2 separate regions of the Homo sapiens genome follow, and region 1 is linked to region 2. A link is a contact called in ENCODE Hi-C data. All regions are on one chromosome and are shown on one strand. The core of a region is the stretch at or near the end of the contact, and the rest is flanking DNA. Distances in the headings are between cores, read along the strand shown.

Region 1 (5,324 bases), core at 1,891-4,390, 430 kb before region 2:
GGCTCGATCTCGGCTCACTGCAACCTGCACCTCCTGGTTCAAGCGATTCTCCTGCCTCAGCCTCCTGAGTAGCTGGGATTACAGATGCGCACCACCATGCCCAGCTAATTTTTTGTATTTTTAGTAGAGACGAGGTTTCACCATGTTAGCCAGGATGGTCTTGAACTCCTAACCTCAGGTGATCCACCAGCCTCAGCCTCCCAAAGTGCTGGAATTACAGGCGTGAGCCACCGCGCCCGGCCTGTTTCAAGTCTTCTAGCTACCTTTGCACAGGTTATTGTGCAAATAGATATCCTTGAACAACGCCCTCCCCTGCTCAACAGCACCAACCCCTGGCCAACAGGAAAGGCGTGACCCAGAGCCACACAGGACAGGACTTGTGGGCTGGCTGGAAGGAACTTGCAAGGTGGCCTGTCTTGTCCCCAACCCCCTTTCACAGAAGGGGAAATCAAGGCCCGAGAAGTCCCAGGACTGGGCAACACTGGCAGGATGGTGAGGCTGGCTGTTCCATACATCCAACAAACGCAGACTTCAGCATTGGGGCAGAAAGTGCCTCCCAGTCCCCACTCTCCTGCTGCCCGGCTGACATAGAGGGCAAAGAGAAGGGCACACTATGCCACAGGCTTCCCCTCGGCCAGGGTCAGCCTTTCTAGGAAGGCAGTGGGGCCCCGAGAAGGAAAACAGAGCACCCACCATGGGGAGCCACACGGCAGCAGCAGTGGTGGCCTGGGAGAGCCCTGCAGACTGCTTTTCCGAACTCATGAAACAGGACTCTGGTTCTGCCCAGAATGTCAGTTCCTCCCATCCTACTCGCCCCAGATCATCCTCCATGAATCAGCCCCAGCCCTGAACTGGGGAAGTGTGTGGAGTCCTCCTCCCTTGCAGAAAACCACCTGTTCCCTGTCCACGCATGGGAGCTCACATACAGAGACGCTGCAGCTGCACGGGGCTTGGGAAGGGAGGACATTTGCAGAGGAAGGCACAGGCCCAACTGGGATGCCATGATCGGCCAGCAGGTGCACTGTGGGCACCCTCCCAGCTGCAGCCAGGAAGCGCTGCCCACTCCATATCAGGCACTGGGGCCAGGCTGAGCAGTTGGAACCCCCAGCTCAGACAGAGATGGGAGGCCCACCCAGCCGGCCTGTCCACAGGGCCAGGAGGGGCATCCCATCTCCAGATCCTCCACCAGCATCCAGAACCGCCTGTCACCCTGGGTGCCCCTCCCCGCTGGCCCAAGAACCACCTGCCAGGCTGGCCCTTCAGCAACCTCCAGCGAGCCCCCCTTCTCTGTTTAGTCTGTGCATGGGGTGGCAGGGGGTGGGGGGGGCACGTGCCACCCCAGGCTCTCAACTTTCCCAACCCTCCACTGCTGATGCTCCCACTTTGCAAACAAGGAAGCTGGTTGGGGACCCTCTGTGTTTCAGGGAACCACAGGTGGGCTTTGGGGCTTCACCAGCCTCACCAAGAAAGCGCCTCCCTGGTGGGCAGGCGGGCTGGCCCCACAGCAACCTGTCTGCCCTCCAGACTCGGGGCCTTTCTTGTCTAATCTCATGGGATGGAGCTTCCCGAGTTCACCCTCCAAGGCCACGGGCCTCCTCTCCCACCTGGGCCCACAACCCACCAGGCCACCCAAAGTGCTGGAATTACAGGTGTGAGCCACCGCACCCGGCCTGCTTCAAGTCTTCTAGCTACCTTTGCACAGGTTATTGTGCAAAAAGACATCCTTGAACAACGCCCTCCCCTCTCGACAACACGGACCCCTGGCCCACAGGAAAGGCGTGACCCAGAGCCACACAGGACAGGACTTGTGGAGCCACACTGGCTCCAGGACACTGCCAGTAGCCGGCAACAAGCAGCAGCTCCCGCTCTTGCCACAGCTGTGAAAAGGGCGGGTGGGCAGCCACCACAGGCCTGGCTCAGCCAGGTCTGAAGGAGCCCCCTCTGCAGGCCGGGGTTCAGACAGTGACACCCACGAGCCACTCCTGCCTCCCTGGCTTGGTCCCACTCAAGGCCGGCTTCCTTCTCGCCTCTTCCTGGCTTCCAGATAGGGAAAAGGAGGGTCAGGTGCCTGAAGCTGGGTGGGGGTGTGTGTCCGCATTTTCTCAACCATTTTCTGAACTCTAAAAGACAGACCAGACCCCGCTGCACAGCCTTGGGGTGCTGGCTGGGCCCCTTCCCAACCCAGCACCTCACTTCTGGTCTCCTAAATCCTCTCCTCTCTCCTCCTGAGGGGTAGGGTAGGTGGCGTCCTGTGCCACAGGTGCCACACTGGACATGTCAGGCCAGAGACACTGGAGGCCGGCAGTGGGCAGGACCAGGCCTCCGGGAGGGAGCGTGCGAGGACACCACGCCCTCAGGCCGGACCCCCACCCAGCTCTGCCAAGTCCCAGTCCCCACCACCTGAGGCCTCCCCAGTACCCCTGCGAAAAGGGTGACAACTGGGCTTTGCTCAATGCCCCGGGCAGCCCATCTCCCCACCGCCCTCTTCCCCAGCTAGACCCACAAGGAAGGCGGCCGCGAGGGCCCCGAGGAGGAGGCGCGGTCCGGGAGTGAGTCCGCCCCCGCCCAGCCGGGAGGAGGTCCCGGAAGCCCGCAGCCTGGCGCCGGCCCTCGGGAGGCACCGGGTCCCCGGGTCGCTTCAGAACCAGGAAGGGCCAGGCTCTGGGGGTGGCGGGACCGGCGCCCTCCGCTCGCGTGGCCTCGGGGACTCCTCGGGAGGTCCTGCCCCGCGGCCCAGAGTCGGACACACCCCCGGGGCAGGGCGCGGGCGGCGCCAAGACCCAGGCGGAGGCCGAGAACGTGGCCGGCCGCACGTAGGCCGGAGACCGCGCCGGGGAAGAGCGGGGGACAGACCCGGGGCAGGAGGCCGGGGCGGGAGGCCGGGGCGGGAGGCCGGGCCGGCCCGAGACCCGGGTCCCGGGGCTCGGCGGGCGCTCCGGAGAGGCCAGGGCGGAGGCGCCCTCCACCCCCTGCGCCGCGACGCGGCCGGGACCCCCGCCCACCTTGCGCGTCGCCGCCGCTGGTCAGGACGCCGATGGCCTTGCCCGCGCCCGACGCCCGCAGCTTCTCCAGGTCCACCGCGGCCATGGCGGCGGCCGAAACACGGGCCCAGCTCGCACTCCCGCCGCCTGCGCCGCGTCGCCGTCCCCGCCCCGCCCCGCGCGCGCCTTCCGCCCGCCCCGCCCCGGGCCCGCCCCCGGCGCCTCCTCGCAGGACGGACCCTGGACGGAGCAGGGATCCTGCGCCCTCGGCCCGCCGGGGCCACCTTCCCGCTGTGCGTTTCTAAACCTGTGCAATGTCACGCGGGCCCTGAGCAGTGAGACCCCCCCCTCCACCCCGGTGGTCTCGAGGATGTGGCCGGGGACCAGGGCGGGGCTGGCCCCAGTGCGGCCGCACGCGCCCCTTCGCCAGCGCCGAGGCCCCGGTGGCACGTCTGGCCCGGCTTCGCTTCTCCGGAGGTTCCTTGCTGTCGGCCGCAGCCACCGCCCCTCCCTGCCCCCCAGGGGCCCTCAGGGCGCCTTCAGGCCTCAGCAGAGCGAAACCCAAACGAGGCGCTGGCGGAAAGCAGCCAGCACTCCTCCCTCCCTCTCCCTCCTTTCCTCCCCTCCTCCCTCACTTTTGCTGGGCCCTTGGGGAAGTCTTGGTTCCCCGGGCCCTGGGGGTGCAGAGCCGGTGTTCGGGAGAGCCGCCTCGTGACCGCACGGTGTGTTCGGTTTGTGAAAGCTCAGCGGGCTGATCGCTAGGATTTGAGCATTTTTCTCTACATATACGGTGGAAATGGTGGCTGTGAATATCAACTACTCCTTATTTAATTGTGAAATGTTAGAAAACACACCGAGAGACTGCGCAAGCACATATGCGTGGGCTAAAAGGCGCTAAGAAGACACCTGTGTCTACCCCTGAGGCATCCTTGTGCTGACATTTTGGGTCATTATTCTCTCCCTTTTCTTACAGCTTCATCACGTGTGTGTGTGTGTGTGTGTGTGTGTGTGTGTAAATTCTTAAACGTACATGGTTTAGCCACAATGAGGTACCACCTCATACCCATTAGGATGGCTACTATAAAAGAAAAACACAGGCTGGGCGCAGTGGCTCACGCCCATAATCCCAGAACTTTGGGAGGCCCGTGGGGTGGGGGGGGGGGGGGGGGGTGGATCACCTGAGGTCTGAGGTCAGGAGTTCGAGACCAGCCCAGCCAACATGGTGAAACCCCGTCTCTACTAAAAATACAAAAATTAGCCGGGCATGGTGGTGTGCGCCTGTAATCCCAGCTATGCAGGAGGCTGAGGCAGGAGAATCACTTGAAGCCAGGAGGCAGAGGTTGCAGTGAGTGGAGACTGCGCCATTGCACTGCAGCCTGGGCAGCAAGAGCGAAACTCCGTCTCAAAAAAAGAAGAAAAGAAAAGAAAGAAAAATGCAGAAAATAGTAATTGTTTCAAGGATATGGGGAGGCTGGAACCCTCATGCAGTGTTGGTGGGGATGTGAAATGGTGTAGCTGCTGTGGAAAACAGGATGGCAGTTCTTCAAAAAATTAAAAATATAATTACCATGTGATCCAGCGATTTTACTCAAAGACTCACACAGATATTTGCACACACATATTCATAGCAGCATTACTCACAACAGCCAAAAGGTGGAAGCACCCAGGTGTCTGCTGAGGAAAGCATAGATGAACACAATGCAGTCCATCCATGTGCTGGAATATTACTCAGCCTTAAAAAAGGAAGCAGATTTCGGCACATGCTACAACATGGATGAACCTTGGGGCCACCATGCTGAGTAAAATAAGACAGACACAAAAGGACAGATACTGTGTGATTCCACTTCCATGAGGTCCCTGGAGAAGTCATAGAGACAGAAAGTAGAGTGGAGGGTGCCAGGGGTTGGGAGGGGAATGGGGAGTGAGTGTTTCATGGGGCCAGAGTTTCCATTCAGGAAGCTGGAACAGCTCTGCAGATGGTGGTGGCAATGGTTACATGAGATGTGAATGCCACTGAACTGAAAAGTGGTCGAGATGATAAATTTATGTTATGTGGTTTTTTTGTTTTGTTTTGTTTTTGAGACGGAGTCTCACTCTTGCCGACCAGACTGGAGTGCAGTGGCGCAATCTCAGCTCACTGCAACCTCCACCTCCCGAGTTCAAGTGATTCTCATGCCTCAGGCTCCCATGTAGCTGGGATTACAGGCACCCACCACCACACCCAGCTAATTTTTATATTTTTAGTAGGTCACCAGGCAAGGAGAGGCTCCCGGGGACTTCCAGAGTAGAGAAGTGGGGCAGGGTTTAATTTCCAGGCACATGATGGCTGGTGTCCCCAGAAAC
Region 2 (5,007 bases), core at 1,670-4,169:
CACTGCCCCAAGGTTATGAGACTGCCTGTCTCCTGCACTTTGCTTGACAAAGATAATCAAAACATGGCCGCTTGTAAATGACTACATGAAAGCCTGTCAGAAGGTGAACGATTAATGCACTTGCCTAAAATGCAGCGCTTTGAAATTGGTAATTTAGAATCAATCTTGAAATTATGATGAAGTGGTTTTAGGAAGGACAGACGCCTCGTGGTCATGTTACTTTACCACTTGAAACGACCCGTTTAAAACCCCAAACACTCTTCGGTTAACCAAAAGTAAATTCCCATGAAATTTCTGAGCAACTGTCTTTAGAAAACTCAGTCCAACTTTACTGTAACAAAAATCTTGCAATGAGATGGAGCAGCTAAAGATCTCACATTAAACAAGTCATTAAAAAGGAAACAGTCAAATGTAGCCAATCACGTCCCACGCTGCGATCTAGAAACACCAGTCCACCGGCGATACCTTATAACAGGGACATCACAAGAGTTTTTGACAAGGCCAGAGAGGGGGGGCAAAGCGTGGAAGCAGAAGCCATTGAATTTACCAGAGGTGGGTTTTGATGGTGACAACGGGCCTGCACTGGCTCTTCAGTGCCAAGCACTAGGGGCTCTGCCGTGGGGTCTGCAATGTGAGAGCCTAAGCGGGGCTGAAGATTGATGAACAGGGTAAATGTGATTGGGCAAGTTAAGGACACCCCTCCTCCAAAGGAATCCAGGAAATCAGGCTCTTCTCAAACACACATTCTGATCTTCCCCTTCCCTGTTTAGGAGAATTCCAACATTTCCCACCTACCTCTGATTTGACCAGGGATAGCATCCGTGGACTTTCAGCACCCGGACGGGTCTGTGGAGGTGGGAGTTCCAGGGATGTAAGCCTAAAGGCGGCCCTGCCGTTCCGTGACACAACCTCGGGCAAGTAACTCAAGCCCTGTTGTGTCAGATCACTTGTTTACGAGGTCAAAGTGCGGAGGGGATGGGAGGCAGGTGTATCAGTCACGTGTCTACGGCAGGGACGGAACAGATTACTTTGGTGAATGCTCTTTTTCTAATTTCCAAAATAAAGCCATTACTTTCAGTTTGCTTCCCCAGTCCTGGCACACAGACGCGCGTCCAGGCGCAGGGTGTAGCTCCCCAGCGTGGAGTCTGCACTGGGGCCCCAGCCTGGGGCGGGGCAGCACCCTCCCTCCAGGAAGGCCTGTTCTAGAATCCACACTCCTGGGGACTTTCCCACCCGGCCACACTGCCTTTAACCCAGCAGTCTTCAGGCTGCTGCAGCGCGTCCCCCTGGCAGATACGCCAGGACAGGGCCACGCACAGGTAGGGTGACCACAGAGGGCGGCCACTCCATGAAGTCACCTTCAGAATATTTAAGGCCCCTACACCTTCTAAGGCCAAGGGGCCCTGTTCTGTCTGAATGTCAATGGCATGCAGCTGCTTTTTAGACAATGTCCTCAAGAAGATACTTAAGACTAACCAGAAATGGATACAAGAAGCGAGTTGTAACAGGCACAGGCTAACGCCGAACTCTGTGGGGGAGGAGGATTGGTTGGAAAGAGGGAGGGGGGGCGGCAAAGAAGTGGCCAAATCAAGAGAGTGCTCAGCATCCTCGGGAGACCCCTCTGAAGCTTTCAAACTGAGAAGACGAAGTTCAGCAATTCCTAAGCGAGTCGAGTCGGAGCAGCCGCGCCTGCAATTTAAAAGCTGCAGGATCCTGGGTCCCTCTAGCAGCCTGGGCCCGCCGCCCGCCCCACCTCCCAGCCCCCAGCAGGCTCTCGGCGTTGGCTTTCATTTTTAATAAGAGCCGCATGCTCATCACCCTCTGTCTGGAGGCCAACAGCCCACATCTTTCTTCTACTAAGATCATGTTTCCCAGGAAAAAGAACCCAACTGCTCAAGTATTCTCCTAGACAAAGCTTTTAAAATTGTGCTTTTTTTTTTTTAAAGGTCTGGGAAGCCATTTATAAAAGCATTTTCCCCATGTCACTAAACTTCTCTCAAAGTTAAAAAAAAAAAAAAAAACACTGCACCATTTTTAACTGCCTTCAAATACTAATAACCCTCCTTTCCTAAGTACTTGGGACCAATGTTCCAAGGGTCCTGGGGTGGCCAGGAGTGGGTTTTCGCCCCCACGGCTCTTGCCCCCGGACTGACCCCATCCCCTGACCCGCCCGGTGCAAACGCGCCGCCGGTCTCCGGGCCGAACCCACAGCCAACCCCGGGCCCCGCAGCCCTCCCCGCGCGGAGCGGCAAAAGTGAAACTGCTCCCTTGGCCTGGGCGCGCGAGGAGGAGGCCCCTGGGGGGGGTCCCGGGTCCGCCGCGCCCCGAAACCAGGCGGCGGGCGCGTCCTGTCCACGGGGGAGCCGAGCGGGGCCCGGAGCAGAGTCCAGGACGGAGGGATGGGACGTCCCCGCGGGAACCCACTCGCCCTCCCTCGGCCCGGCCCGGGCCCCTCCCGGGCGCCCCGAACCCCCGGGCCTCCCCGCTGGGCCCAGCGCCACCGAGGCTGCTGCGGGAAGCGGCCGGGGCCTCGCGCTGGACCAGGCCGCCGGGGAGGCCGGGGTTGCGGGGGGCGCACAGGACCCGGGCCCAGACCTCCTCCCGGCCCCGCGCCTTCCCAGGCCCCGCGCCCCGCGGAGCGCGGCCGGCCCATTGCGGCGCGGGGCCCCGGGCGGCCCGAGGTCGGACGGCTGGGGCAGGGGCGACCTCCGGCGGCGGGAGGGCGACCTCGGGCGGCGGCGGGGCGTGGGGGAAGAGGGGGGCGGCCCGACCTCGGGTGGGGGCCTCGGTGCTCACCTGCAGCCGCCGCCACCTGCTCGTCGCGCGGGCGTCCCCGGCGTCGCCTCCGCGGCCCCGCTCTGGCCGCCGCGCTCCTCGGCCCTGGGCCCGGCCCGGCCCTGCGTCGGGGCCTCAGCGAGTGCGGCGCCCGCCGCCCCCGGCCCCCATCCCGCCGCCCTCCGCCCTCCGCCCTCGGCCGCGCCGCCGCCGCCACTTCCTGTGCGCGGCGATCCCACAGTTCCGCCGGCGCGCGCGGGGCGGCCGAGGGACACGCTGGGGGGACACGGGGGAAGGACGCGGGGGGGGACGCGGGGGGACGGCGCGGGGGGGGACGCGGAGGGGACACGGGGGCGACACGGCGGGACACGCGCGCGGAGAGAGGTGTGGGCCGAGGGCGCCGGCGGGGCCGGGCGCGGAGCCTGCGTGGGATCCGCTAACGGACGGGGCTGGGGCCCGGGCTGGGGGAGGGGGCGGGCCGGGACCGCGGGGGGCGCGGGGATCAGGGGGGTCGGGGCTGAACGGGGGGAGGCGGCGAAGGACCAGGCTGGGGTCCCGCGAGGGCTCCCCCGGACCGGGTCGGGGGCAGAGGGGGCCGGGGCGCGGGGTGGGGCCGGGAGGGGCCTCCGAGCTCTGCCTGGGCCCCGCCATCTCCCCTGCCGGGGTCTCCTGCGGGCGCCGGGGAAGTTTCGCGCGCGAGCTCCTGCCCTGGTCGGCCGGGGCTTAGGGTCGCCGTCAGGGGTCGCCGCGCGGCGGGCTCGGTGGGGACGGCCCTGCGCGCAGCGGCTCCGCGGAAGGATCGCGTTTCGGCCCACGTGCCGCGCCCTTGGACTTATTCATAGTTGGCACCCGGCTGGCAACACTGTATCGACACTTGACCGTGGCGGGGGTGGGGGTCGCCCCGGGGCTGCCCTGCGAACCCCCGCGGGCGCTGACGCCGTCCCCTCCAGACCGCGGAGCCCTCTCAGCCCCAGGACAGCGGCTGCCGTCCCCCCTCCCTTGCACCTGGCCAGCGGCCGATCCCAGAACCTGCGGAGGCCGCGCAGGTGCCGCTGTCAGGGCAGGGCCCGCTGCGGGCTCCGCCTCCTGCGCCCGGTACCTTGTGTGACCTGGCGCCTGCTCAGGTCCTCAGGCCCCGGCTGGACTTGCTGAGCTTGGGTGGGCTTCATTTGAAAACCATTTAAAATACCAAGTACTGGTACTGTCTACTGTGCCCCTTTTTTTCCTTTTTTTTTTTTTTATTTTTATTATTATTGAGACAGGGTCTTGCTCTGTCGCCCACCCTGGAGTGCAGTGGTACAATCATAGCTCGCTGAAGCCTTGAACTCCAGGGCTCAAGTGATCCTCCCACCTCAGCCTCCCAAGTAGCTGGGACCACAGGCACACACCACCATGTCTGGCTAATTTAAAAAAAATTTTTTTTGTAGAAATGGGGCCTCACGGTGTTGCCCAGGCTGATCTCGAACTCCTGAGCTCAAGTATTCTCCCACCTCCTCCTCTCAAAGTGCTGGGATTACAAGTATGAGCCCCCGCACCCAGCTTGCACCTCCCTTTAAGCCTCCTCAAATTATTTCAGAAAATACTTAGACTAAAATAAAATGAAAGTACCGTGCACCTGTCCTACTCACAGTTCCCTTATTCTTGAAAAAGGAGTTAAGATTTGCAAAGCTCGTGGAATTCACCATTTGTAAAACCTCTCACCCCTCATGTCATTTTGGGTAATCTGTGCCACAGATAAATTCTCACAGGCACCACGGGATGTGTGGATACAGGGATGTGCTGACTTACAGCTATACCTATAATCACAGGAAGCCTGAGAACAACCAGACACTTGGTTAAATAAACTCTAGAACATTCATTTAGCATTTTTAATTTAAAACATTTTCTAAAGTTGTGATGTGATAATTCTGTGTACACAGATAGGATATAGTCTCCAAGATCTGTTAAATTAAAAAATAAAAATAGTGCAGAGCAGTGAATATACAATGATGTGCTTTATTTAAAACAAACAAACAAACAAAAAATGGCCAGGCACGGTGGCTCACACCTGTCTGTAATCCCAGCACTTTGGGAGGCTGAGGCTGGTGGATCACGAGGTCAGGAGTTCAAGACTAGACTGGCCAAGATGGTGAAACCCCGTATCTACTAAAAATACAAAAAAAAAATTAGCCTGGCGTGGTGCAGGCGCCTGTAATCCCAGCTACTCGGGAGGCTAAGGCAGAGAACTGCTTG

Evidence for each region. Hi-C counts contacts between places; a loop is a spot of excess contacts on that map. Pooled maps may share reads with other maps.
Region 1: a map of sigmoid colon shows a loop between it and region 2 (5-fold over the local background). The contact joins the promoter of PFKL here to the promoter of AGPAT3 in region 2. A Hi-C loop is called at or near these places in 1 of 168 maps with a recorded cell type or tissue (sigmoid colon), 2 of 37 single-sample maps with no recorded cell type and 8 of 50 pooled maps.

What each region holds. Positions count from the first base shown.
Region 1 is chr21:44,297,869-44,303,192 of GRCh38, reverse strand. PFKL (phosphofructokinase, liver type) reads right to left here and starts at 3,140. Exons shown (of 22, transcript NM_002626.6): 1 at 3,003-3,140. The coding sequence starts at 3,087. AIRE (autoimmune regulator) reads right to left here. Exons shown (of 14, transcript NM_000383.4): 14 at 4,545-5,324. RefSeq lists enhancers at 975-1,114, 4,685-4,794, 5,125-5,184 and silencers at 2,448-2,897, 2,918-3,587.
Region 2 is chr21:43,863,135-43,868,141 of GRCh38, reverse strand. AGPAT3 (1-acylglycerol-3-phosphate O-acyltransferase 3) reads right to left here and starts at 2,919. Exons shown (of 10, transcript NM_020132.5): 1 at 2,797-2,919. RefSeq lists silencers at 2,161-2,480, 2,601-2,950, 3,501-3,860.